Linked DNA regions of Homo sapiens: regions 1, 2, 3, 4 and 5 are each linked to region 6. Evidence: chromatin contacts called from ENCODE Hi-C or POLR2A ChIA-PET data. All regions are on one chromosome and are shown on one strand. The core of a region is the stretch at or near the end of the contact, and the rest is flanking DNA. Distances in the headings are between cores, read along the strand shown. Region 1 holds the start of MARCHF5 (membrane associated ring-CH-type finger 5). Region 2 holds the start of TNKS2 (tankyrase 2). Region 3 holds the start of BTAF1 (B-TFIID TATA-box binding protein associated factor 1). Region 4 holds the start of KIF11 (kinesin family member 11). Region 5 holds the start of TCTN3 (tectonic family member 3). Region 6 holds the start of FRA10AC1 (FRA10A associated CGG repeat 1).

The links. A loop is a pair of places that touch in the nucleus more often than their neighbours do. ChIA-PET counts read pairs that join two places held with the same protein, here RNA polymerase II (POLR2A). Pooled maps may share reads with other maps.
Region 1: a map of B cell shows a loop between it and region 6 (12-fold over the local background). The contact joins the promoter of MARCHF5 here to the promoter of FRA10AC1 in region 6. A Hi-C loop is called at or near these places in 2 of 168 maps with a recorded cell type or tissue (B cell and naive thymus-derived CD4-positive, alpha-beta T cell) and 10 of 50 pooled maps.
Region 2: a loop to region 6 is called in a map of B cell, with 12 times the contacts of the local background. The contact joins the promoter of TNKS2 here to the promoter of FRA10AC1 in region 6. A Hi-C loop is called at or near these places in 3 of 168 maps with a recorded cell type or tissue (B cell and naive thymus-derived CD4-positive, alpha-beta T cell) and 13 of 50 pooled maps.
Region 3: a loop to region 6 is called in a map of CD4-positive, alpha-beta memory T cell, with 14 times the contacts of the local background. The contact joins the promoter of BTAF1 here to the promoter of FRA10AC1 in region 6. A Hi-C loop is called at or near these places in 1 of 168 maps with a recorded cell type or tissue (CD4-positive, alpha-beta memory T cell) and 12 of 50 pooled maps. POLR2A ChIA-PET finds 5 or more read pairs at or near these places in 1 of 52 experiments (CD4-positive, alpha-beta memory T cell).
Region 4: a map of B cell shows a loop between it and region 6 (12-fold over the local background). The contact joins the promoter of KIF11 here to the promoter of FRA10AC1 in region 6. A Hi-C loop is called at or near these places in 6 of 168 maps with a recorded cell type or tissue (B cell, CD4-positive, alpha-beta T cell, CD4-positive, alpha-beta memory T cell and 3 more) and 15 of 50 pooled maps. POLR2A ChIA-PET finds 5 or more read pairs at or near these places in 1 of 52 experiments (CD4-positive, alpha-beta memory T cell).
Region 5: a loop to region 6 is called in a map of naive thymus-derived CD4-positive, alpha-beta T cell, with 15 times the contacts of the local background. The contact joins the promoter of TCTN3 here to the promoter of FRA10AC1 in region 6. A Hi-C loop is called at or near these places in 2 of 168 maps with a recorded cell type or tissue (CD4-positive, alpha-beta memory T cell and naive thymus-derived CD4-positive, alpha-beta T cell) and 5 of 50 pooled maps.

What each region holds. Positions count from the first base shown.
Region 1 is chr10:92,289,166-92,293,486 of GRCh38, forward strand. It overlaps MARCHF5 (membrane associated ring-CH-type finger 5), which reads left to right and starts at 2,002. Exons shown (of 6, transcript NM_017824.5): 1 at 2,002-2,364. The coding sequence starts at 2,330. CPEB3 (cytoplasmic polyadenylation element binding protein 3) reads right to left here and starts at 1,913. Exons shown (of 10, transcript NM_014912.5): 1 at 1,761-1,913. RefSeq lists enhancers at 1,207-1,416, 2,364-2,942 and a silencer at 1,977-2,226.
Region 2 is chr10:91,797,165-91,801,507 of GRCh38, forward strand. TNKS2 (tankyrase 2) reads left to right here and starts at 1,262. Exons shown (of 27, transcript NM_025235.4): 1 at 1,262-1,725. The coding sequence starts at 1,527. It overlaps TNKS2-DT (TNKS2 divergent transcript), which reads right to left and starts at 1,127. Exons shown (of 2, transcript NR_108071.1): 1 at 1,073-1,127. RefSeq lists an enhancer at 971-1,140 and a silencer at 1,221-1,630.
Region 3 is chr10:91,922,024-91,926,120 of GRCh38, forward strand. BTAF1 (B-TFIID TATA-box binding protein associated factor 1) reads left to right here and starts at 1,747. Exons shown (of 38, transcript NM_003972.3): 1 at 1,747-2,067. The coding sequence starts at 2,054. RefSeq lists enhancers at 489-1,022, 1,370-1,479, 2,090-2,289 and a silencer at 1,730-2,029.
Region 4 is chr10:92,590,527-92,594,519 of GRCh38, forward strand. It overlaps KIF11 (kinesin family member 11), which reads left to right and starts at 2,604. Exons shown (of 22, transcript NM_004523.4): 1 at 2,604-2,926. The coding sequence starts at 2,850. RefSeq lists enhancers at 1,319-1,408, 2,219-2,408, 2,439-2,488, 2,590-3,341 and silencers at 2,809-2,858, 2,939-3,008.
Region 5 is chr10:95,691,348-95,695,487 of GRCh38, forward strand. It overlaps TCTN3 (tectonic family member 3), which reads right to left and starts at 2,580. Exons shown (of 14, transcript NM_015631.6): 1 at 2,297-2,580; 2 at 2,006-2,129; 3 at 1,573-1,691. The coding sequence starts at 2,552. It also overlaps a transcript of ENTPD1 not described here. RefSeq lists enhancers at 2,285-2,564, 3,039-3,540.
Region 6 is chr10:93,700,506-93,704,319 of GRCh38, forward strand. FRA10AC1 (FRA10A associated CGG repeat 1) reads right to left here and starts at 2,087. Exons shown (of 14, transcript NM_145246.5): 1 at 1,870-2,087. RefSeq lists an enhancer at 2,076-2,375.

The sequences.
Region 1 (4,321 bases), core at 752-3,251, 1.4 Mb before region 6:
CCGGAGGAGGAGACTGCAGTGAGCCAAGATAGTGCCACTGCACTCCATCCTGAGCAACACAGCGAGACTCCGTCTCAAAAAAATAAAATAGACCAGGCGCGGTGGCTCGCCCCTGTAATCCCAGCACTTTGGGAGGCCGAGACGGGCTGATCGCCTGAGGTCAGAAGTTCGAGACCAGCCTGGTCAACATATAGTGAAACCCCATCTCTACTAAAAAACACAAAAATTAGCTGGGTGTGGTGGCACACACCTGTAGTCCCAGCTACTTGGGAAGCTGAGGCTAGAAGGATCACTTGAAGTCAGGAAGTGGAGCTTGCAGTGAGTCAAGACAGCGCCACTGCACTCCAGCCTGGGCAACAGAGCAAGACTCCATCTCTCAAAATCAATGAATTAATTAAATAAATGAATTAATTAAATAAAATATTAGACACTGGTCACATGCGGTGACTCACATCTGTAATCCCAACACTTTGGGAGACCAATGCGGGTGGCTCGCTTGAGCCCAGGAGTTGCAAGACCAGCCTGGGCAACATGGCGAGACCGCGTCTCTACCAAAAAAAAAAAAAAATATATATATATATATATATATATATGTATTATATATTATAAATGTATATATGTATTATATATTATAAATGTATTATATATTATATAATACATATATATTATATATAATACAAATATATATAAAATATTAGACACCCCGATTAAACTAAATACTCATTTTCTTTCCCTAGGAGGAGTGTGTGTGTATGTGTGTGGTGGGGGGGGGTGGGTGCTGTTTCTCAAAAACATATTTCAAAAATTGGAGGCCAAGTAAGCTTCTGGTCACATTTTTTGGGTTTGTTGTTTTTTCCCAGCAATGAACACTCTAGTTCAAATATACTTCGCAAATTTTGAACAGATAATGAAAAGTTGATTGTAAAATTCTACATATAAAAAGAGCTTTAAAAACACATTTTCATTTTTTAAAAAATCAAACACCTTGTAGCAGATATTAGACATAATCAAGGGAAAACTACCAGCGTCCTACCAATCACAGCCCTAGAGAAAACGCCACAGGTCGTCCAAAAAACGCATTCGTTTGAGCCGACAGCTCTTTCCTCCCGCCAAAGCTATCCCTCGAACGTCAGAAGCTGACCCAAGGAGTGACTGATGATTTCTCCTTTTTGATTCCCCACCCCCGCCACTCCCAATCCACCTGCTTGAAGGTGTCAACGCGACTAGAAACGGTTAACAGTGACCAGCAGCAGAGAGAGAAACAAACATCCCTGACAACCCACAGCTGAGTAAGCAAGAGCTGTTTATTCACCAACGTGTTCCATTTGGAGACTGTCGGCGAGCCCTGGAAAGCCCAGGCACATTTGAGAAGGTTCCTGGAGAGGGAGAGAATCATCTTTCCTTCCCCCAACTCCCCAGCCCCAAACACACAGAGAGACTCGGGTGGAAGCTGTCTGGTCCAGGCAGTCCCTATTTGCCCGCCCCCTCAAGAAGAACCTCACGCACCAAACCAACCGACCCCTCGCGGAGGTGGTGTAATTCCCCCAAAATGGGCTCTGCCGCAGGAGAGGCTGGCTCCAGCGCCGGGGGCTTCGGAAGGAGTTTCTGCCACCCCCACTGCCGCCACTGACCGCCCCGACGCCACGGCCGGGGCCGGGGACCCTGATAAGAAATGGCCCTTCAGCCCCCTCCCCTCACCTGGCTCGGTCCCACCTGAGGGCAAGAGCGGAGGCAAAAACAAACAGGCAGGGAGGGCTGACCTTGTTGCTACCGACAGTGGAGCGGCGCATCCTGCTGCTTCCTGGAAAGCGGCCCGAAAGACATTTTTTCCCCCTGGAGGAAGGAAACGGGAGGGCGCCGGCCAGACGGCGGCAGGCGCGGAGGCGTTGGTCCGGGCGGGCTGTGCAGCCTCTAGTGGAGACGGTCCGAAGACTACATCTCCCAGGCTGCTCTGGGCCGCCCTGCGTCGTAACCCTGGCGCGCACGGAGGCGGCGACTCTTACCTCACAAAGGTAGCTCCTCCGCCGGCAGCAACTCGGCGCCCGCGGTCCATGGACCGGAACCTCGGGCCGACGGACGGGAACCCGGGCCGCGATCGCCGCCTCCCCGCCTCAGGCTCCTCCTCCTCGCTCTCCGCCGCCTCCGCCGGACTCCCGCAGGCCCTGCACCGCCGCCGCCAGGCTAGCGGAGCTGCCCCGGGAAGCTGGGTGACGGGTTCGCGGCTGCCGCCGGACTGCGGCCTACTCCGCCGCCTCTCAGTGCTATTGTCCCTGGGCCTGGCCTTGAGCGGGTCCACTGGGGAAGGCCGTGTGCGCCGGCTCCGCGGAAGATGCCGGACCAAGCCCTACAGCAGATGCTGGACAGGTACGGGCAGCTGTGGGGGGGACCGGGAGCCGCCGACCCTCGCTCTGGCCCTGCCCGCGCCCGCCCTCGAGGCTCTTGGTGAGCAGAACCCGGCGTGCCGGGAGGAGTTCCACGGCCAGGGGGCCGTGAGAGGGGCAAAAAGTTTGGAGTCTAGACCTGGGGGAGGACAGAGCGAGCGGCCTGGGTCGTAGACTTTGGGTGAAACTTAGCTAAGGAGTGGCGTCTGGTTTCCTTGGAACCCCGTTTTGACCTGAGAGGGACTCCTGTTAATCCACAAAATTAGTTTTCCTTACCCTCTTCCCCTCCCCCTTCCCCCTCCCCAACTTGTGAAGTGTTTGTCAGCGATGTCACTGGCAAGAACCGGGTTATCTTTCAGGGGAATGACCCCCTTATAATTTTAAGTCTCTGTCTGAGAACCAATGATAAGCATTCTTTTGGAAAGCCTGATAGGCTGATTTCATTCTCCCACTTTCCCTGAACCCGCACCCCCCGTCCCCCCCGCCCCATCCCGTCCCCACCTCCGAACTGTAAGGTCAGAGTATCCGCAAGGGAGATTTAACGGTCAGACCAGAGTAGAGGTTATGGAAAACAGCCAAATGAGTCCAACGCTGAACATTTAGTGTACTTGACGATCGTTGAGTTCATTGAAGACGTTTCAGCTCGTACAGGAGTCCAGTTGCCCATTCTTGGGGGGCCCCAGTCGGTAAAACTCTTTGTGAAGTCGGGTGCACCGCCCTCTGCTGTTGAAATTCTGGTCCGTGGGTCCTACCATGAGTTTTTGGAGACTCTAGATCCACATTTCCCCCGAGCCAAGTCTTACTTCCTGGCATAGCAAGTTGTACAAGCTAATTCATGATGTTTGTGGTTGCTTACAATTCTCAATAGACACCACTTGCCACCCATTTCAGCAGGTGGTACCAACTCTTTGTACTCAGTAAAATTCCAACTGTAAGGTGTTAAATGAAGGCCCTCCCTTAATTGAGTTTATACCCAGTTAAATGCTTTTGGGCCTGCCACACCCAGAACACAAATGACCCAAGGGTACACATCCTTCCAGAGTGACAGACATTTTTTTGGAGCTTAGAATTTTGAGCCATCTCAGTTAATAGGAATTATGTCACTGATTTTTTTCAGTTGAGATAACTGGTGATTCATCCAGCCCTTGTTTCAGGTCAACATCCTGACAATTGTATTGACTGCTTTATATATATATGTGTGTGATATGTGTGTGGTTTATAAGCTCTTGGAAGCAGAAACTTACTATTGTTTATCTTGAATCCCAGAACAGAGCCTGGTACTCAGTAGGTAATCAGTAAGTATTTGTTGTATGAACTAATGCACAAACTTATTTGTCAGTTTCCCCAGTTGTCTAGGGGGTCTGATAATTTACCAGGTTTTCCTTTCATTGTAAATTGGCAAATTGTGGCAAATTAAAATATGCCCAGAGGAAACCACCTGCCACTGCCAGTTCTATTCTGTTGAGACCCTGTTCTGATGTGGGGTATTTTGTAGTTAATTTTTTTCCTTTGAGGGCCTCCTGCTTTTCATTTTTACATAGTGACTTTTTTTCTTCTTTTTTTGAGACAGGGTCTCTGTTGCCCAGACTGGAATGCAGTGGCAGTGGCAGTGGCATTGGCATGATCTCAACTCACTGCAACCCCCGCCTCCCAGGCTCAGGTGATCCTCCTACCTCAGCCTCCCTAGTAGCTGGGACCACAACACATACCACCATGCCCAGCTAATTTTTTGTATTTTTATAGAGCCAGAGTTTTGCCATGTTGCCTGTGCTGGTCTCAAACTCCTGGGCTCAAGTGATCCTCCCGCCTAGCCTCCCAAAGTGCTGGATTGTCAGGCATGAGCCATCGTGCCCAGCCTAGAAAAGTTCTTATGTCCAAAAGCTGACCTAACTTTTCATATGCTCTTTGGATATTTCCATAAAAGTAAGAAGCCAAAGAGT
Region 2 (4,343 bases), core at 12-2,511, 1.9 Mb before region 6:
TCAGAACATACACATTTATTGATTGATTGCTGTCTTCTATGGGTGTGGTTTGTGGTGCCTCAAAACAATTACAACAGTGATTTCAACTTATCACTGATCATAGATCACCATAGCAGATTTATGGGAAGAAAAATGATAAACGCAATCATATTGGTAGTGTTCTAGTCCTAGGTTCGTTCATGCATGTTCATGTTATTGATAAGCACCATAACTTCAATTTCATATGTATAAAAATGCTCAAAAAAGTGTACATCCTCTTTTAGCACTGTAGTGAGTCAACATTCCCCAACAAAAACTGGATTTCCTGAAAAACAGGTTAAGGTAGGAGGTTGGGGGGGGGATGCTTTTCAGAATGGCAAAGGTCAACATGTATCATCTTCTGTAAGTAAAATGTATGTATAGGCATACCTTTCTTTCAGTTTAAGACAAGGGGGTGTAGTGGGGAATTATCGTGTAAAACTACACCAGTATCTTAAGCATGAAAATCAATTATATGCTTTTCTTTTGTTTGTTGGTCAAAGAAAAAGATTATAACTCAGAAAACTTTCTTGGAGATGCGTATGCTCAGTGTATCCAAACTTTAGGCATGTCAGGTACAATATTGATTTACAAAAAGTTCCTCTAATCAATCCTGAGCTAATAACTTACTGTGGAAAGAGTAATTGATCAGAGCCATCCCTCCAATTGGAGTCAACTTCCATGACTGTTCGGATTTCCTTTATTTTGGGGGCAGTTCATCCAAACTTCTATTAAACGGCAACTAGTTCACTTTTGAGAAGTGGTTTACAAGAAACAACAACAACAACAACAAAGCAGTTGCGGAGGAAAGAAAAGAGACAAAGTAAAAAAAACGGAAAAGAAATCTCCCAGGAGAAAGGGATGTGGAAGCTGAAAACACGGACAATTTCCACAGTAAGACTTCCAAAAGAATGTGCAAGATCCGAGCAAAACTTTCAAGGGCTCTTTTTCAGTGTAATGGTAGTGAGAAAGTTCAGCCTGGAAAGCCCAGGGCTTAAAACAACAACAACAAAAAACACAATATGCAGGATCGTTCGGCTTCAGCAGAACCCACCGCAAAGATGGCGGTGGGACGAAGCCCCTTCTCCCGCCGCCGAAGCCTCTCGCCTCACATTTCCCACAAACCCTTCGCGCCGCCTCGCTAGCCGAAACCTGCCCAGCCGGTGCCCGGCCACTGCGCACGCGCGGGACGACGTCACGTGCGCTCCCGGGGCTGGACGGAGCTGGCAGGAGGGGCCTTGCCAGCTTCCGCCGCCGCGTCGTTTCAGGACCCGGACGGCGGATTCGCGCTGCCTCCGCCGCCGCGGGGCAGCCGGGGGGCAGGGAGCCCAGCGAGGGGCGCGCGTGGGCGCGGCCATGGGACTGCGCCGGATCCGGTGACAGCAGGGAGCCAAGCGGCCCGGGCCCTGAGCGCGTCTTCTCCGGGGGGCCTCGCCCTCCTGCTCGCGGGGCCGGGGCTCCTGCTCCGGTTGCTGGCGCTGTTGCTGGCTGTGGCGGCGGCCAGGATCATGTCGGGTCGCCGCTGCGCCGGCGGGGGAGCGGCCTGCGCGAGCGCCGCGGCCGAGGCCGTGGAGCCGGCCGCCCGAGAGCTGTTCGAGGCGTGCCGCAACGGGGACGTGGAACGAGTCAAGAGGCTGGTGACGCCTGAGAAGGTGAACAGCCGCGACACGGCGGGCAGGAAATCCACCCCGCTGCACTTCGCCGCAGGTAACCGGGGCCAGCGTCCCCTCGCCTCGCTCCAGACCCCACCTGCGCAGCCGGGGCCCACAGGTCTGAAACCAGTGCTCCTCCGCCTCCCGACCTTTCTCCAGGACTCTGGTCCTGGTGATCTCGCTCTCTTCCAGTGGGGACTAAGGAGATTAGGGGTAGGGTGAGCGTGCCACACTCGCTGGAAGTTTTTTGTTTTGTCTTGGTTTGGTTTTTTTGCCAGGTGTTGGGGGTGGTTTGGGGTTTTGGCTTTGTTTTGTTTTACAGTATCAACAATACCTGTACCAACTTCCGGTCTTGTTACCCTAGAAGGCCTCTACACACAAGAAAGAGTAGGGGACGTAGTTGATAGACCTTATGATTTAAAAGGTCAGTTACCTCCAAAATTTTTCGTTCTTGCAAGTTCCATTTGGGTTAAGGTCTTGAAGGACTTTGTAAAATACAAGGATGTAATTTAGGAGGAGTAGCTTAATAGGACGTTGACACATTAGCGTTAATTGGTTTATCAGAATAGCCAATCATTACCAAGTTTCTGGAGTGACTAGAACGGGAAATAGGCAAGTTTGGGAGAACTGAAACCTGACTTAGGCTGGGTGCGGGAAGCCTTAGACACACACACATACAAGTTGGGCGGAAAGTGGTAGTATAAGAGAAAAGATAGTGCAAGTACTTTAGCTTGAATCTAGAATTTAAGTTGGGACTAACCTTGCTTCATTCTGAAATTTAGATCGTTTGAATTACATTATTTTAATATTTATTAGGTTCACTTTATGATTTAAGCATATTAAATTTAGTCGAAAAATTTAAAAGAGCCATAGATGGGATATTCAGCTTATTCCCATAAAGCATGCATGCTGTTCACTTGTAGGAAAGATGATGACTGTTTCTAACTTCAGGTGAGTCATGCGTGATTGAAAATGGGAGTACCTCCTCTTACCTCTGACAATCCTGGTTTTTTGTTTTGTGTATTTCATGATTGTTTAAAACAATTTTTTGAAAAATCGGGGAATACCTTTTAAAGTACTCCTGTTCTTTTGGGGCTAGATTGATGAAGAGAAAAGGAGCAGTGAGAAATATTTCCTCTTTCACAGATATTACTTTTACACTTTCTACCAATTGGAGATTTGTTCGCTTTAACCTGTTCCAGATTTTAAATGTAAATACTACCAGGAGGTATGCTTTTTTGATCAATTGCACCTTTGTTGGATTTCCATTGGGGAGTCTTTTAAAAAGAAGAAAGTTTAGGGAACCTAGGTGGGAGAACTAGAAACGGTTTGTGGGCAATGGAAAGAGAAGGAAGAATACTTAAGTCAAACACACCTAGTTAGCCTTTTTGCCCGAAATTTCGGTGGTAAGTGCTGCCGTTCTTCAGCTAATTTAGGTTGTCCTGTTTGACCATGTAGTCAACATTTAAACAACTCATTTGGCAAACTGTCACGATCAACTGATACATAAGCCAAAGGGTAGGGTTACTTAGATTCTGTTCACTTGATCTGTGGGATAAAAATAACCAAGAAAGATCTTAGTTGCTACCTTTCAAGAATTTGGTGTATTAGTGAGTTCATATCTGAAAATAGTAATATTTAGAGGTGTAAGATTATGTTATTAGATCCTCAGTGACCTTGTTCCTTCTCTGCCTTCCCACCTTCAGTTCTGTCCCAACGTTTCAAAGCATATTTTTTACATAGGTTTCATTTTGTTCAAGTTTGGAAGACTTAATATTTTGGAAACCAACCCACCCCTCACAACTTACCCAAATTATCAGGTATAGGTTATCAGATTAAGAGTTAAAGGTATAAAAAGGGAGTAATAAAAATTATGAAGTGGGGGTTCTTCATTCAACCAGAGCTTTTGAAGTCCTGCACTTCAATCATATAAGAAACTTTTTTAAAAATTGGGTTTGTAAATTTAATCTGAATTTTAGGTTCATCAGAGAGAAGCTTTTTAAGTGCATCCAGCTACCTTTTCACTTAATATATGGAGAATATACTTTATAATCTGTTGTAGGTAGTGAGTTATCAGTCATGTTAATGTGCCTGCAAGCATACTGTTGGAAGTTCAACACAGGTGGTGGTATTATGTAACTGCCTGATCAAGCAGTTTCTTGTGTTTGTACTTCAGTCATAGAGTGAGCTATTGGAGGTGATGGGGGACATCATTATTTTAAAATTTTTTTAGCTGATTAAAGTTTGGAGATTTTACTGGGGGAGGCATGTTTTTGTCTTTTTGTTTTGATTCCCAAGTAATATTAGGACTGAGAGATTCGTGCAGACCACAGAAAATGAAAATTAGTTTAGAAAACATTTGCTTTAATTTCATCCCCAAAAGTTAGTTCAATTAAAAGAATAATCCGTTGCTAGCACCAAGAGAGTTAAATTCTGTTAATGAAGAAGATAGTCAACATAAACAGGAATTTTCCTTCTACTAGGTGTTTTTTTATTACTGAACTAGATTGCATACTTTTCTTCTAGATAAATATTATTTAAGAAGTAATTCCTTAGGAGAAAAATGACTCTGTAAATTGTTTCCTTTTCAGTCCGCCTGCCACTGCCCCCGACCATACGCAGATATACACAAGACAGGAATTTTTCTTTTTTTTTTTGAGATGGAGTCTAGTT
Region 3 (4,097 bases), core at 497-2,996, 1.8 Mb before region 6:
CATAGCACATAAATATATTTTCAATGTTTATCTATTTTCTTTTTCCTTTCCTTTTAATGTAAATTCAACCAGAGTAGGCACCTTGTCTGTTCTGGTTTCTTCAGAAGTTCCAGTCTCTCATATGGTAGGTGCTTAATTTTGGCTAAATGATTGCTGTACACGATCAGTAAAAAGTATCTGCTTGTTATTGAATGGTGGGAGATAAACTGATGAGGCAAGTAGGTGACTAAAGTGAAAATGTAAAGATATCTTGAACATCAACTTGATTAGATTTTAATAGCATGAACACCGCCAAGCAGAGTTTCTGATACAGAGAGGTGACAAACATTTGTTGAATGACTGGACAATAAATATTATTACTAGCTTGAATCTTGAGGCAAATTACTTAACCTTTCTGAGCTTAGTTTCCTTGTCTACGAAGATTAAAACTAACTTTTCAAGGCTTCCCTACAAATTATATGGATAATGCATGTCATGTGCCCAGCACACAGCAGGTACTTGTTAGTTTCTTTCTCTTTACATACATATATACTACTTTATGGTTTACAAAGTTCTTGTAAGCTCTTCTAGATTCATGACCTCATTTTATTCCCACAATCTTCTGCAGTACTTCTCATTAGCCTCATTTTACAGATGAAAAACAGACTCAAGGATTGAGACATAGCCTCTTCAGGTAATGAGAAGCCAATGGACATGCTTTATAAGCATAGGAGCGACATGATAAAAAGCAGTGAGGTTTTTTGAAGATTAATCTGTTGGCCTATAAAATGGGCTGAACTGAAAATTGGAGAAATATTATTTTGACTACTAGCATAAAAATCAAGTTTAAGGGCCGGGCGCAGTGGCTCACACCTGTAATCCCAGCACTTTGGGAGGCCGAGGCGGGCAGATCACTTGAGGCCAGGAGCAGGAGACAAGCCTGGCCTACATGGCGAAACCCCGTCTCTACTAAAAAATACAAAAAATTGGCCCGGCGTGGGGCTCGTGTGCCTCCCAGCTACTCGGGAGGTTGAGGCACATTTAGAATCGCTTGAACCCGGTAAGCGCAGGTTGGCAGTGAGCCGAGATCGCGCCACTGCACTCCAGCCTGGGCGACAGAGCGAAACTCGGTCAAAAAAAAAAAATCAAGTGTAAGATGATAAGGGCCTGGCAGAAGTGTTTAAAAGCCTAATGAACTTAAAAATATTGAAAAGCCAGATAAGTCCCCCAAAGGAACAAAAATTTAAAAATGGTAGTTTTCAAATCTGGCTGGCTGAGAAAATGATGGTACAAACAACATAAACAATTGAGAAATCAAACTTGGCAAAATCGTTGGTCAGAAGACCTTCTCTCCAATACCTAGGCAGAACTTCTGGCAAATAATGACAAACATCTGAGCCATTTCTTCAGTGTCATAGCGACTTTTTGCTTTCACTCCTCCCACTGGCTTCACCACCTGGACAAGAGCATGTTAAGGTCCTTCTGATCTTGCTTCCTAGATGCAGTACGGTGGGAAGCAGAATCTGGGTAGTGTGGAATTAGAAACCAAGCTTTCGAAGTTCCAGGACTTGGACTAAATCGCCTTTTTCCTTCTCTGTCAAATAAGGGGACCCTTACTTCACCTCCTTCCCTAGTTTTAAGACTAGACACCCTCTCCACATCAGCACAAAGCGCTTTTATTTAGGCGCGTGCCGCCAAACCAAAGGCGCTCGCGCCGAGCTAAGCTCCTGTCGGTGAGCTTACGTCACTTCCGGCGCGCTGACGCTCAGTTGTGCGTGCCGACGCCCGCGTCAGCAAAGAGCGGAGCTGAGGGTACCCGGTTTGAAGTCGTGCGGGTCGGAGGACTGCCGCCTCCGCTACCGTCTTGGACCCCTGCTTACCGGCCGCCGCGGGGACGAGCTCGGGTAGGCGGCAGGGCAGATGCCCGAGGGCCTGCGCTGGAACGCCCCACGCCGCACCGGCCGCTCCCCTGTGCTCCGCGGCCTGGGCCTGCGCCGCTCAGCTCTCTGGAAACTAGCGCCTCAGCTGCGCGGCGCGTAGGTCGCGGGGAGCTCCGAACCGCCGGCGCCCGGCCATGGCGGTCTCCAGGTGGGTCTTGCTCCTGACGAGCAAACTGGAAGGCGATTCAGGGAAGGCATGGTCTCCTCTTAGAGCCCCCACTCCTAGAGAAGAGCGGTTCTCATTGTCACTGGGCTCTGGAGCTTTCTTCAGTAGACTTCGGAGTTCGCCCCGTGGTCGGCGGGGGTTTGGGCTCGGGTTACTCCTGGGTAAATCGGTTCAATAATGCCTTTTTCTTGTTAATAGACCCCTTGGCACGTTAGAGCTGTTTTTTCTCTTTCCTCACCATGTTTCTGTTCTCTGGTTTCTCTTCCCTCTTTCGATTCTAGGGGAGTCTCTTATCTTTCTCAGTATTCTAAGGCTGGTCCCTAACCTCCATTTCATGGGAAAACTTGGTAGTTACTGTCGATGGAGGGGAAACCTGAATTACTATTATCTAAGAGACCGTCTAATTATGTTACCAGTTTTAATTTACGTTTTTAGGGGTATGTTCTTTCCTGAGATGTTTTTTAAAATTAAGTATAATTTCTCCTTTTGTTTGGCAGTAAACATTCCAACGTCAGCGTTGTAACCTTAAGCCAATTATCGTATTAGCATCATTTTCCGTAACTAAGGCGTGGAAGATAAATCACAGATCTTATATTCTTTTGAAATATTGCCTGTCAACAGGAAAGCCCAGGAAAACTATAGAAAAACTAACGACATTTATTTGTATAGCTATAGGAGAAACATTACTTTTTCCTCCGGTATGATAGAATGGTTGGAAAGCTTTTGTAAGCGGAATTTGGTGACCCTCTGTACATGTAATTAAGGGATAGTTCCTCTGTGATAGTGATCGGATGGATTCACCAAGTTCCTTAGAGTTGATATGGTAACTTTTAATGAGAATTGGATTCTTTTACCATATAGACTGAAGGAATAAATGATGAAAACAAATAGTTTTCATTTTTTTATAATTAACTGAACACATTCTTTGAGCGTATTAAGTGCACAAGTTTTATCTGTTTTGCAAGGGAAAGGATAACCCATTCCTTACAGACTCCCTAGATGACTGATGAAATAGTGTGTGGGAGAAGCCCATGGGAGTTGGGTGAAGGGGGTTGCTAGGTACCGTAGTATGGGGCATCTGATTTTTATTTTATAATCTATTCAATGTGAGGAAATTTTTTTTTAAATAAAACTGCCTTGAGAGAATACAAGTGACATTTTACATTTTTGCAAATATAGAAAGGTGTATCTTCTAATTTGTTACCTCCCATATAAATGCATGAATATATACATTGTAAATGCATTGATATGTAAACTTAATATAACATTTATCAGGTAATAGTGTTTAAGGAGATGAGTACTTCTTTTCTTAGAGCAACCTGTGCATTTTCACAGGATTGGATGTAGCTTTATAAAGACAAAATGAAAGTGTTTAAAAAGAACCTAATTTTCGGGCAACGCTAATCTCTTTTTTTTTTTTTGAGAAGGAATCTGGCTCTGTAGCCCAGGCTGGAGTGCAGTGGCGAGATCTCGGCTCACTGCAAGCTCCGCATCCCGGGTTCAGGCCATCCTCCTGCCTCAGCCTCCCAAGTAGCTGGGACCACAGGCACCCGCCACCACACCTGGCTAGTTTTTTGTATTTTTAGTAGAGACGGGTTTCACCGTGTTAGCCAGGATGGTCTCGATCTCCTTACCTCGTGATCCGCCGGCCTTGGCCTCCCAAAGTGCTGGGATTACAGGCGTGAGCCACCGCGCCCAGCCAACACTAATCTCTTTACGGAATTTTAGGACAGTTAATATTTCTCAATGACTGAGTGGGTTTTGAAGGTACTGTCTTTTGTTCTGGATGTTGTGTTTCAAAGAGTAGCACTCTTTTTCTGTGGATTTTTTTCTCGTTCACTTTTTTAAAAGCCTGTCATGTTTTTATGGAAGAGCTATTTCTGTGCTTAGTTTCCTTGGGCTCAGTAGTAAGCCCAAGGAAAACATTTTGAGACACTTGTGTGTTTTGGGGATAGTGTCAATTCTTGACTTTTTCACCTGTGGATTTCTTTGAATGGCAAATTTTAGTTTCA
Region 4 (3,993 bases), core at 1,354-3,853, 1.1 Mb before region 6:
AGCAGATGAAGAGCATAATCTTATTTTCTTATTTCTTAAAAGACACTTCCCTTGCTGAGTAAATGTAGTGGAGGAGTTGGGGGTAGGAGAAAAGGGCAGAAGAGAAACTTGTTAAGGAGGTAGATGACATTTGTTCAGGGAAGAGATAAGAGCCTTGTACTAGGGTGATCATCGGAGGGGAGATAAAATCAACAGGACTCCACTACACGTGGAGGAATCAAAGGTTCTGGTTAGCACCAGTATCCAGATGAGAAAAGATTAGGGTGGAGATAGGTCCCATTTTGAAATGCCAGCGAGCCACCTAAGAGGAGATATCAATAGACAGCTGGCTACTCAAAATAGAGATGACCAGCAGAAGGAGCTGTAGATGCAGTTATTTCCTTGGGGCGGGTTGTGCGGGGGGGCGCATGTAGGGGATTAGCAAGTGGAGGAACACAAAAAGGACATCAGAGCTTTCCACTACACCGGGTTGTTACTTAATAGACTAACACGACATTTAGGTTCCCATGGGTTGTGTGGGCCAGAAGCGCAGTTCCAGGAACCGACTACAACATAGTGTGGGATATGATGTTTCTCTTCAAATAACCCGATCAATCTTTTATTCTTTAATTCATAGTACCCTCCCTTTTTTCTCTTTTTCTCCTTTTTTGCTTTTGTTAAATGCCCAGGCACGCCACAATACTAGGCCTTATCAATACCAGCTCACATTCCTTTCCTTATTTGAAGGGACTAACTTTTTAGCTCATTACAGACACCCCTTCCCCTTTCCTGTCCGCTTTCTTTTAAGTACCCACCTTAGCTAAAAAAAATCAAATGTTTAGCCAACCGGGATTAGTTTAGATTATACGACCCGACCCCAGCCAATGGGAAAAAGATACAGGGGCAGGACTTGCGTCAAAAATAGACTCCTGCCCCTTTGTTCAGGTGTGCTCTCAAGGCGACTGGCCAAAAAGGCACCCCTCTGCGCAAAAATAAAATTGCTTTGCTAAAAATCCTTTGTTCAAGTGTTCAATTTCCTTAAGATTTTAAAAGTTATTCATAACAATAGGCTCCTGTTTCAGTATTTCCTGGTGCGGCGTACCACACCTACAGCGGTCGAGTCACGCCAGGCACTGCCAAGACGCCGAAAAGTTCTCCCGCAGCAGGCCGGAGGTGACCGACGGCGCGCAGGCCCCAGCGAGCGCTGCATGCTGGGATCCGTAGGCCGGGGCGGCGGATGTTTGCGCAGCTTCCTTGAGATGCCACCGCCCGCTGCGCCGCGCAGAAACGGGGAGCGCAGCGCACCCGCGGCCTGCGTCACTCGGTCAGTGCAGTCGTTCTAAAATCGAGGCGGACCCTGCTTTCTTGCCTGGAGTCACTTAGAGATGATGACTAAAGGATAAATTCAGAGTCCTCCAAATGGCGTCCAGTGTCCATTTCATCACGATTTGGAACCTGTAGTAGCCTTATCGCTTAACACTTCCTAATTATTATTATTATTATTTTCTTTTTGAGAAAGGGCATTGCTCTGTCGCCTATGCTGGAGTAATCCAGCGACATAATCCCGGCTCACTGCAGCCTCTATCTCCCGTGTTCAGCGATCCTTCTTCCTCAGCATCCCGAGTAGATGGGACCAAAAGGCACGCATCACCACACCAGGCTATTTTTTCCCCTCTATTTTTTGTTGAGACCCGTTGGGAGGCGCGGGGAGGGGGGTCTCCCTATGTCGCCCAGACTGGTCTCAAACTCCTGGAACTTAAGTTATCGTCCTACCTCGGCCCGTTAAAGTGTTGGGATTACAGGCCTGAGCCACCGGGCCCCAACATTAATTATTCTTCAAGCCTATTCTGGACCGGGCGCGGTGGCTCACGCCTGTAATCCCAGCACTTTGGGAGGCCGAGGCGGGTGGATCATCTGAGGTCAGGAGTTCGAGACCAGCCTGGCCAACATGGTGAAACCACATCTCTACTGAAAATACAAATATTAGCCGGGCGTGGTGGCACGCACCTGTAATCCCAGCTACTCGGGGGCTGAAGCAGCAGAATCGCTTGAACCTGCGAGGCGGAGGTTGCAATGAGCCGAGATCGCGCCACTGCACTCCAGCCTGGGTGACAAGAGCAAGACTCCGTCTCTCACACACACACACACACACACACACACACAAAGACTATTCTGGTCTCTGCCTCCGGGATGGCGGCTCGCTTTGGACCTCTCTTCTGTGCTTCTACTGCCCTCTCTTACAATTCTCTAATAATTATAATCATGGCGAGTGCTTACCATATATTCCAATCTATTTACTTCCACAAGCTCATTAATTCTCACCCTAACCCTCTGAGATGGTTACTATTATTTCCTCTCTGCAGCTGAGGGAATTTTGGGCTAGGGACGTTATGTAAGTTGAGCCACGCTACGCTAAAAGTTCCACACTCAATTCTAGCGTCTCGGCTCTGGACTACCAAGTTCCGGAGCAAGCAGACAGACCACCTCTTTACGTTCCCGTAGGCCACGCTCCGGGGGCGGGGCTCCAGTGAGGATACTGCATCCCATGGTGCCTTGCGCGCCAGCGCAGCCATTGGTCCGGCTACTCTGTCTCTTTTTCAAATTGAGGCGCCGAGTCGTTGCTTAGTTTCTGGGGATTCGGGCGGAGACGAGATTAGTGATTTGGCGGCTCCGACTGGCGCGGGACAAACGCCACGGCCAGAGTACCGGGTAGAGAGCGGGGACGCCGACCTGCGTGCGTCGGTCCTCCAGGCCACGCCAGCGCCCGAGAGGGACCAGGGAGACTCCGGCCCCTGTCGGCCGCCAAGCCCCTCCGCCCCTCACAGCGCCCAGGTCCGCGGCCGGGCCTTGATTTTTTGGCGGGGACCGTCATGGCGTCGCAGCCAAATTCGTCTGCGAAGAAGAAAGAGGAGAAGGGGAAGAACATCCAGGTGGTGGTGAGATGCAGGTAGGGAGAGGGCTGACAGGATTCCGAGCGCTGCGGCTTCGCTGCTGGGCCCCCTACTGCGCGGTCCAGGGAGAGGGATTTTATTTGCATTTCCTGAGGGTCCCAGTTTCTTGGTTCTCCGCGTTCTGTTCAATAAAAATGACACCCGGTTGCTGTGTGTATGTGGTTTTTAGGAGAAAATAACATGTTTGATTTGATCACTGTTCCATACTGAAAAGTGCGTTCTTATGTTTAAACTATAGTCAATAAAGATGTAGGTGTCACTTTTATATGCTACTTCATGTAGTTTGTCAGTTTGGAAGTAAGACTGAATACCTATTTTGCAGATGGTTAAGCACTTACGTTGGTATTATTACCTCTAAAAAGCAATCAATCACTGTTCTCTTTATTCTAGATGCAATATTTTCTGCATCCCTACTAAACAAGTAAACATCTCTGTCTTTAAACATTAAAAATTAATAAAGTGAGTTTATGTTTTTTAAAAGATCAAGACAAGTTAAGCTAGTGTAAATTTCTGATTGTGCTGCAGTTTTCCCTTTCATCTGCGTGTTTGTTCATAGACCAAACTAAACGGATATTTCGAGATAAAGGGATGTGGAGGGGTGTTCGGCCCTCCCCTGACTGGTTTCCAAATAACTTCCCAATTTTAAAATAAGCTAGAAACTGCTGCTTAGTTAGAATTGATTTATTCAACTTTTTAGAGGCTCTCCACAGTTTACTGAGTATGTGTGTTTTGTGTGTCCGTTTTTGTGGCTGTTAACAGTTGCTGTTGCAACTTTTCTGTAAACCCCAAAGTATTCTAAAATTAAAAGGTTATTTTTTAGAAAAACTTGTATCAACAAACTTTCTTAGGCTATTGTTTACTCAGCCCTGGTAACTTGAATTGTGGATATCGAAGGTGATGACTAGGTTTCTAAACAAGGTGTCAGAGAGGAAATTGGGTGGCAATCTTAAGTCTAGCCAGTGACACTTACTAGTTGTTGTACTCTGGGGCTTCTGTTAGTAGTTAGTTGTTTGAAGATTTTTATTTAAAAATGCAGTGCATATAACAAGTGCAAATTTTAAAA
Region 5 (4,140 bases), core at 1,330-3,829, 2.0 Mb after region 6:
TTCACCATGTTGGTTAGGCTGGTCTCAAACTCCTGACCTCAAGTGATCTGCCCACCTCAGCCTCCCAAGTGCTAAGATTACAGGAGTGAGCCACCGCGTCAGGCCACAACCTTATCTGAAAATGAAGTATTCATCTTGTTCCCTTTACCCTATTACCATCTAAATAACCACAAGGCTTCTGATAACTGCTTTGAAATTCAAGTCCCCCAAAACCAAAAACTGGTTGTTTTCTGAGACAAATATAGTTTTGCAATTCTTATTAACAGTCAGATGAAATCAGGATGAGGTGACTTCCAGGATGCAAGAGACATTTAAATCCATTTTGTGCAGGAACATTATTTTGCTTCATAGACATTTTAAAAAGATAGATTAGCTTCATATCTTTAGAAATGTTATAGCCATCACCAGCAAATTTCTAAGTCCACTAACCATCCCCAATAATAATAACCTCTAATCTTTATTGTACTCTACAGTTGTAGAGCGCTTTCATATACAAAGCCAATGATATTATTTCTCACTTTACAGTTGAAGAAACGAGCCTGGAAATGCTAAGGGATTTGCCCAAGTCTGTATAGCTGGTAAGGAAATGGCAGGACTGAGATCCTAATCTAATGCTCCTCCTACACTGTTGCCTCATGAAATGAAAATAAGGTTGGCATAGACTCATTTGTCAAAGATGTTCATTCAAACATTATTTGGTGCTTACTATGTGTTAGGCACTGGGGATTCAGTTAGTACCCTCATGGAGATTGTAGTAAGTGGGGAATATAGTCTATCTGTGATTATCTGAGTTAAGAGGAATGATTAAAATGATTGAAATTAAAGTTCTTTATGAGTTTTCTGATCCATAGCCAACAGAACATAAAAAGTTGCAAATGTGGCCAGGCGCGGTGGCTCACACCTGTAATCCCAGCACTTTGGGGGTCGAGGTGGGTGGCCCATGAGGTCAAGAGATCAAGACCATCCTGGCCAACATTGCAAAACCCCGTCTCTACTAAAAATACAAAAATTAGCTGGTCATGGTGGCACACACCCATAGTCCCAGCTACTCGGGAAGCTAAGGCAGGAGAATCACTTTAATCCGGGAGGTGGAGGTTGCAGTGAGCTGAGATCGTGCCACTGCACTGCACTCCTGGCGATAGGTGGAGGCTCCGTCTCAAAAAAAAACAAAAATGCAAATGTATTCCGTAATAAGAGAGAAGAGGCAGAAAGAGGCGTAGAGATTCAAAGGACAAAAAAAAAAAAAGTTTAAAAAAAAGAAATGGAAAAAAGGCCAGAATAAAAGCCAATTCTCAATAAATGTTAGACCAAGCTTGTCCAACCTGCAACCCACCGGCCGCATGCAGCCCAGGACGGCTTATGAATGCAGCCCAACAACACAAATTTGTAAACTTTCTTAAAACATTTGACATTTTTTTTGCTTTTTTTTTGTTGTTGTTTTTAACTCATCAGCTATCGTTAGTGTATTTTACGTGTGGCCCAAGACAATTCTTCTTCCAATGTGGGCCAGGGAAGACAAAATATAACACTCCTGTGTTAGAAAATGAGAACAACCAACATGTTTCTACTCACAGTTGTTCACATGGACACAAAACTGCCTGATTCCATTAGAATCCATGAAAACTCTTGAAGGAAACGGGGAATTACTCCTGAAGATAACAGAGTTGTCTACACAAACCCAGCTTGAAGACCTGTGAGGAAAGAGGAGGGAGAAGATATATTTAGAAGGGGCGGGGCAGGTCCAAAAAAGAGTGTCCCAGCAATATCGGCCAGATGATGCCAAAGAGGACTCCTTGGGCACCTATAGGACGACACGAAGGTCTTATTCTACTGGCCAGCCCTGCTCTAGAGAATCAGAAAAGGCAATTCCTAGGAAAAACCAAGGGAATGTCCTAGGAGTGGAAGTACGGGTGGGAGGCACAAAGACTAACTCTTCTTACATCCAAATGTTACCCGTTGTAGGCCCCAAACCCCTTTAGGATTCAGTCTGAGCAACGAAGCTCACCTTACGCTGCCTGGAAGGCAGAAGGAGAAAACTGTCCTCGGATGGAGAAGATAGCAGTCCCTGTCGCAGCAGCAATTTATATCGCAGGCTCCAGGAGTCAAGTCACAGACACAGATCGGTAAGACTATGAAAGTACGACACAGAGTGAGTGGGATGAAGATCCCCAAACTCTCCCAGGTGCTCACCCTCCTTCTTCCGACAGCCCCACTCCTGCTTTGTGGCAGCTCAACTTTGCTCACAGAATTTTAGATCTCAGAAGTAAGTTTCCACCCCCACAACGTTTTCCCTCACCTGGGAAGAGGTCCACAGTCCTATTCCCAGGGGCCGAGGGAGTCACGAGAGTAGGGACCACTGTAGGGAGTCCAGGCACGGCCGGGCGAGTTGCAGTCGCCTCTGAAGGGGACTGGAGGGTTCCGCCATCCGTCCCTCGCTGCAGCTCCAAAGACGTGGGCACTGCCCCTGATGGGGAGGAAGAGGGCTGAGGCCGGACGCCATCGGGGAACACCAGAAAGAACACTTGCAGGAGCGCGAGCTGTGGGGTGCGCATGGGGCATTCAGGGCCTCCGGGTCCGACGTAGGCCTCCGCGGTCTCCAATCGCATTGCCAGAGCGTGGGTGGGAGGAGTCGCATAGCGTCTGACGCCATCCGCGTGCCTCTTCTCATTGGCTCATGAGAAGGCTGAGAGCTCTTCAACCAATCGAAAGTGGGGTTGTTACAGCTCTTTCAGTGTCCTTCGGTCTGCGCCCTCCTCCTTAACGCGGGCCGGGCCGTGCCTCCGTTGCCTGGCAACCGTCAGTGACGAAGAAGCCCTTGCGCCTTCCTTCCGCTAGGTGGCGGTAGGAGTTCGGCGGACCGAGAGGTTCCGCGCCCACTTCGCGGCCCAGAGGACTGAGCCCGGCCTCCGGTGCAAGGAAACCCCAGAGGCCGGAACTAGAATTGCAAATTTTTTTTCACCCCGGATTCCAACGGTGAGAAACCCTTTCTATGGAAGAATAATGTTCTCAGGTGGGGGAAACACACCTAAGGTCACATACCTTAAAAAACAGTCTCCTCTAAATATGGCTTTTTTAAAAAAAAAAAAAACACATTAGAAATAATGTTCATTCAGCTCCTTACATTTTAACATTGAGAAATTTTGAAAACCCTAAAGAAATGCATCAAATCATTAAAGATGGACTGCATGTTTGTTGTTAGAAAAAGCAGTGAGAGAAAAATAAGAAAAAAGGGCAGGAAAAATGTGAGAAAATAGGGAGAGAAAGAATAAAAAAAAGAAACATTGTCTAGGAGGTGAGAAAATAAGATGGAGGAATGGAAATAGAAGATTTTTTTCCCCGTGTTAATGGCAAATTTTTTAAGCCTCTCTAGGAGGTTTTTGTTCTTCCCGGGAATGGCGTGCCTCTTCCGATTCCCCACAGCAGCGCGGGCCATGGGACTTTCCTTCGGTATTGGAAATGTACCGTAGCTGCACTGTCCAGCATGGTAGTCACCGGCCTTATGTGGCAATTGTGCGCTTGAAATGTGGCTAGCGTGACTGAGGAGCTGATTTTTTTTTTTTTTTTTTTTTTTGAGACGGTGTTTCGCTCTGTCGCTCAGGCTGGAGTGCAGTGGTGTGATCTCAGCTCACTGCAACCTCTGCCTCTAGGATTCAGGTGATTCTTCTGTTTCAGCCTCCTGAGTAGCTGGGATGACAGGCACGCGCCACCACGCCCGGCTAATTTTATTTTTATTTTTAGTAGAGATGGGGTTTCACCATGTTGTCCAGGCTGGTCTCGAATTCCTGACCTCAAGTGACCCTCCCGCCTTGGCCTCCTAAAGTGCTGGGATTACAGCTGTGAGTCGCTGTGCCTGGCCTGAATTTTTAATTTTTAAATTGTAATTAATTCAAAGTTAACCACAGACGTGAGTAGCTACCATATTGTACAGTGGGACTGTAGATGATCAAAATATTGCTCCTCCTAGACCCAGTATTTTCCTATGTCCACGGTTCTGACATCTGGATTATTTTGGATATTTAGTTTTAGTATATAAATTAACATCTGTTAAGAGTTATCTAAAATCTAGTACACTTACCTAAAATCTGGTCAACACCTCCCTTTACAAGTGAATCATTTAACTCAGGTAAGTTTTAGGACATT
Region 6 (3,814 bases), core at 837-3,336:
ACACTTCTAATTCTGCAAGTTAGAAAGTTATCTTCATTTAGGAATGAAGTAATCAAAGTTAAGTAAATCTATTTACAAATCCAGTAAGTGGCTAATCTGCTGTACTTGATTCCTGCGCCCACAATTTCAATTACTCCAAATTTCCTCTCTGGAATATGATTTACTATATTCCAGGAGAATTACAGTATTTGTGAACAGTACATCATCAATTGATGAAAATTTTCCTGTAATCTTTTTCAATATATGTAGAGATTTCCATTTTCTTTTGAGTTTCTTTAAGGTAAACCACCTTGCCCTTTGGATTAGTCAGCTTTCTCTTGTTTCATTTTATTTATCCAGTTATTTTTGGAGAGTCTCGCTCTATTGCTCAGGCTGGAGTGCTGTGGCGCCTTGATGGCTCACATCCTCAACCTCCTGGGCTCAATCAATCCTCCCACCTCAGCCTCTCCAAGTAGCTGAGACTACAGGAGTGCATAATCACACCTGGCAAACTTAAAAAAATTTTTTTTTTGTAGATAAGGGGTTTCGCCATGTTGCCCACGCCGGTCTCAAACTCCTGGGCTTGAGCAATCCGTCCACCTCAGCATCCCAAAATGCTGGGACTTCATTTTAGAACTGAAATTCTTAGAAATGCTGGAAGACCTCAGTTGCCACTCAATTGTATTGGAAGAAGCTCCTAGTTCCAGCTTTGCACTGAATTTGGAACACACACTAAGAAGGAAGGATGGACTATTTGATGTCATACATAACTAATTTACATGGCTGGAAGGAACAGTCCAGGTTAAATGATATATCAAATTGTTAAAACTAATATAACGACAGCAAGTGCAGCTGGAAAAAGAGGAAAGAACTCTCTAAACTTCATTGCATTGGATCTAGGGTAAACGACATGTTTCTAGTCCTGGCTACCTTGAATAAGTCATTTCATCTCCCTGGACTTCATCTATTAAATAAGATAGCTACATGAAATAATCTTTAAGTTGTTTAAATCTTTAAATAACCTTTAAAGTCTGTAATTCCATTTTCAAACATAGGTGTGTGGGTATATACCTCTCTTCTCTGCCCCACTAAAATCCTAGATAGGAAGATGCTAGTTAAGGTTGGAGATGAAGGTTTGAAAGCCCGAGTTCCAACTCTACCCTCCCTTACATCTGTTATTGCCTTACACACCTGGATTTTACACCCTTTTTTAGGTCAACTCCAGCTGTCTTACCACATCTGTTCAAGCCATATTGTCCTCTCACTCTTTGTCCTATGTCCTCACGTTCTTTACATCTTGATGGGGGACAGCTGTAGTGTGTTTAGAGATATATTCTAGGATCAGCCTACTAGATTTCACTGCTTGGCTCTGCACTTTCCATTTGTCTTTCTTTGGGCCTGTTCCTTAACCTCTCCAAGCCTCAGTGTCCTCATTTATAAAAAGAGGCTAGTAAGATGGCTGACCTCATACGAATGGAGATTAAAAGAGTTGCCTCATCTAAAGGGTTTTAACGGTGTCTTGTACAGTGAAACCCAGTAAATGTTACATCATCATCATCATCTTTTCCCTCGCCCCAGGACACGACTTCCTATTCTTGCTCCCACTCTCCCATTTCTTTATTCGCTGGCCGCTCCATCCGACCCATACCTATCTTAACTCACTGGTTGAACTAAAAAGCTCTCACTCACTTCAGGCCTACGAATCAACTGACAAGAGCGGGGAGAAACTCAAAAACGGAGATGCCAGGTGTCTCCAGAATCTGTCATCCAAAAAAAAAAAAACCAAACCAAAACAAAAAAAAACCCGACGATCAGCTAGTACTATATGAAAAACAAGTTTTGAGGTCCTTCTCCCTGATGCCAAATATACCCACAGCCCTCCTCACACACCCTTTCCCTTCCTCCCTGTGTGCCAAGTTCGCCCCCGGAGTCGTCGTTTCCTTCTTTCCCGGCAGCTGCAGCGACGACCCACGGCCTGAGAGAGCCGCTGCAGCACAGGTCCCGTGCGCCCTGCCGCACAGCCTCGCCACAACCACCACCGCCGCCGCCGCCGCCGCCGCCGCCCGCAACCCGCCTCTCCCTACGGGTCCCGACTGGGCACCACTTCCGGTCCGACACGGCCACGTGTTACATCTAAATGGCACCGTCCCCCGAGTGCGCCGACCTTGTGCTACAGCCAGAACAGCTCCGGGAAACAAGGGCAGCGGGAGAAACGGCCCGGAAAGGGACGAAGAGGCTTCCAGCTTTCGCCAAGTCGCGGCTCCCAGTTTTTCCCTGGGCCTCCTTCCTTTCCCCTCTAGGGAATCCGGCATCTAGTACCGCTGGCACTGCTTGCTGCTTAGCCCACGCCTCTCATTTGAAAATATATTTTGTTTTACCGTGCCTATCACCTGCCGTCCTCTCTCTAGTAACCTTAGTAACGCCTCCTCGGAGGATCCTCTCAGAGCAGCTCATCAGCGCTTCAGATCAGCCTCTCCCTCCTTCCCCCAGTAAAACAGTTCTCATAATTAGAACAAAAATATCTCTCCATCGTTTCGCCACCCACACAATAGATACCATTCCAAAAGCAGTGCTGATGGCAGAAGAGCTCATCGAATTTGTGAGGAAAGAAAGAATAGGAGGAGAGATTTCTCAGGGTTGAGGATTCTCTGCCGACAAGCGACCTGGCACATGCGAAAAGGGATCCAAAATAGAATCTTAAAAAGAAGAAGAAAAAAGGCAGGAAAAGTTGGATTATTTTAAGCGCCACTAGGTTCTTCCTGTGCTTTGCGTTTTCTACATCACGACGCCCCACTCTTTCCACTCTAGTTGTTTGGTTCATGTCTTGTCTCTCGCTGGCATTAGCAGCTATTCATTTTTTGCTTCCTCCTCAGTACCCAAAACGGTGCCTTGGAAATCACAAGTGCTAATTAAATATTTGTTGAATTGAACTGGCACGCTTCTGGCGTTTACAGTGGGCCCTTTTTAGAGAAAACCTTGGCACTTAATGCACAGTCATTTTACATCTTTTGCCCTAAACAGTAGATAACGATATCCTTATCAGTTCAAGTCTCTAACCCTGACAATAAATTATAGATACATTCTGCTTTATCCATTGCACTGAATGTGATCTTAAAAGGCTATAAGATAAATTAAATTATTGTAAATTAACTTATTCCAAAATGCAATCAGATTATACTTCAATAAAAACTTTTACTAAAAAAAGTGAAAGCAATAGGAAGCCTTACAATTTGACGTTATAGTATATGGAATTATTTTGTCAAGCAGTTTCTTTTTTGGTAAATATATTAAATATATAATTATTTTATTGTTAATAAAACTAAACAGACCTATACCTCATATCCAATTTCCTTTCTATCCATATTTGACATTTATTAGCATTTTTCTACCATCCCTAGCATCTTCTTGTTTGTTGCTTCATTTTACTCTTCCAACAACCCTGTGCTGCTGTGTTATTAGCCTCATTTTACACATAAGGAAGAGAGGCACAGAACCTAAAGCCACAAACCTGGTGAGGGTCGAGAACTGGGTAGTACTTGTGTCTGTCTCTCTATAAGACCCAGTTTCTCTCTCTCTCTTTCTCTCTTTTCTCTCTCTCTCTCTGTCTCTCTCTCCCCCACTTCATGGATTGTGTGGGAAGTAGCTTCTGGTTCCAACATTTCTAAGAATTTCAGATCTGTTGCTACCAGTCCATTCAGGCAAAGATTTCCATTTTTTACTTTGAGACAGCAGTTACTGAAAAAGAGTAAATAGAAAATATATATTAGGCATAGATTGCATGATCTGAACTAGAAATAATACAGGATAGAAAACCCACCTGCTTAGGAAATCTCAA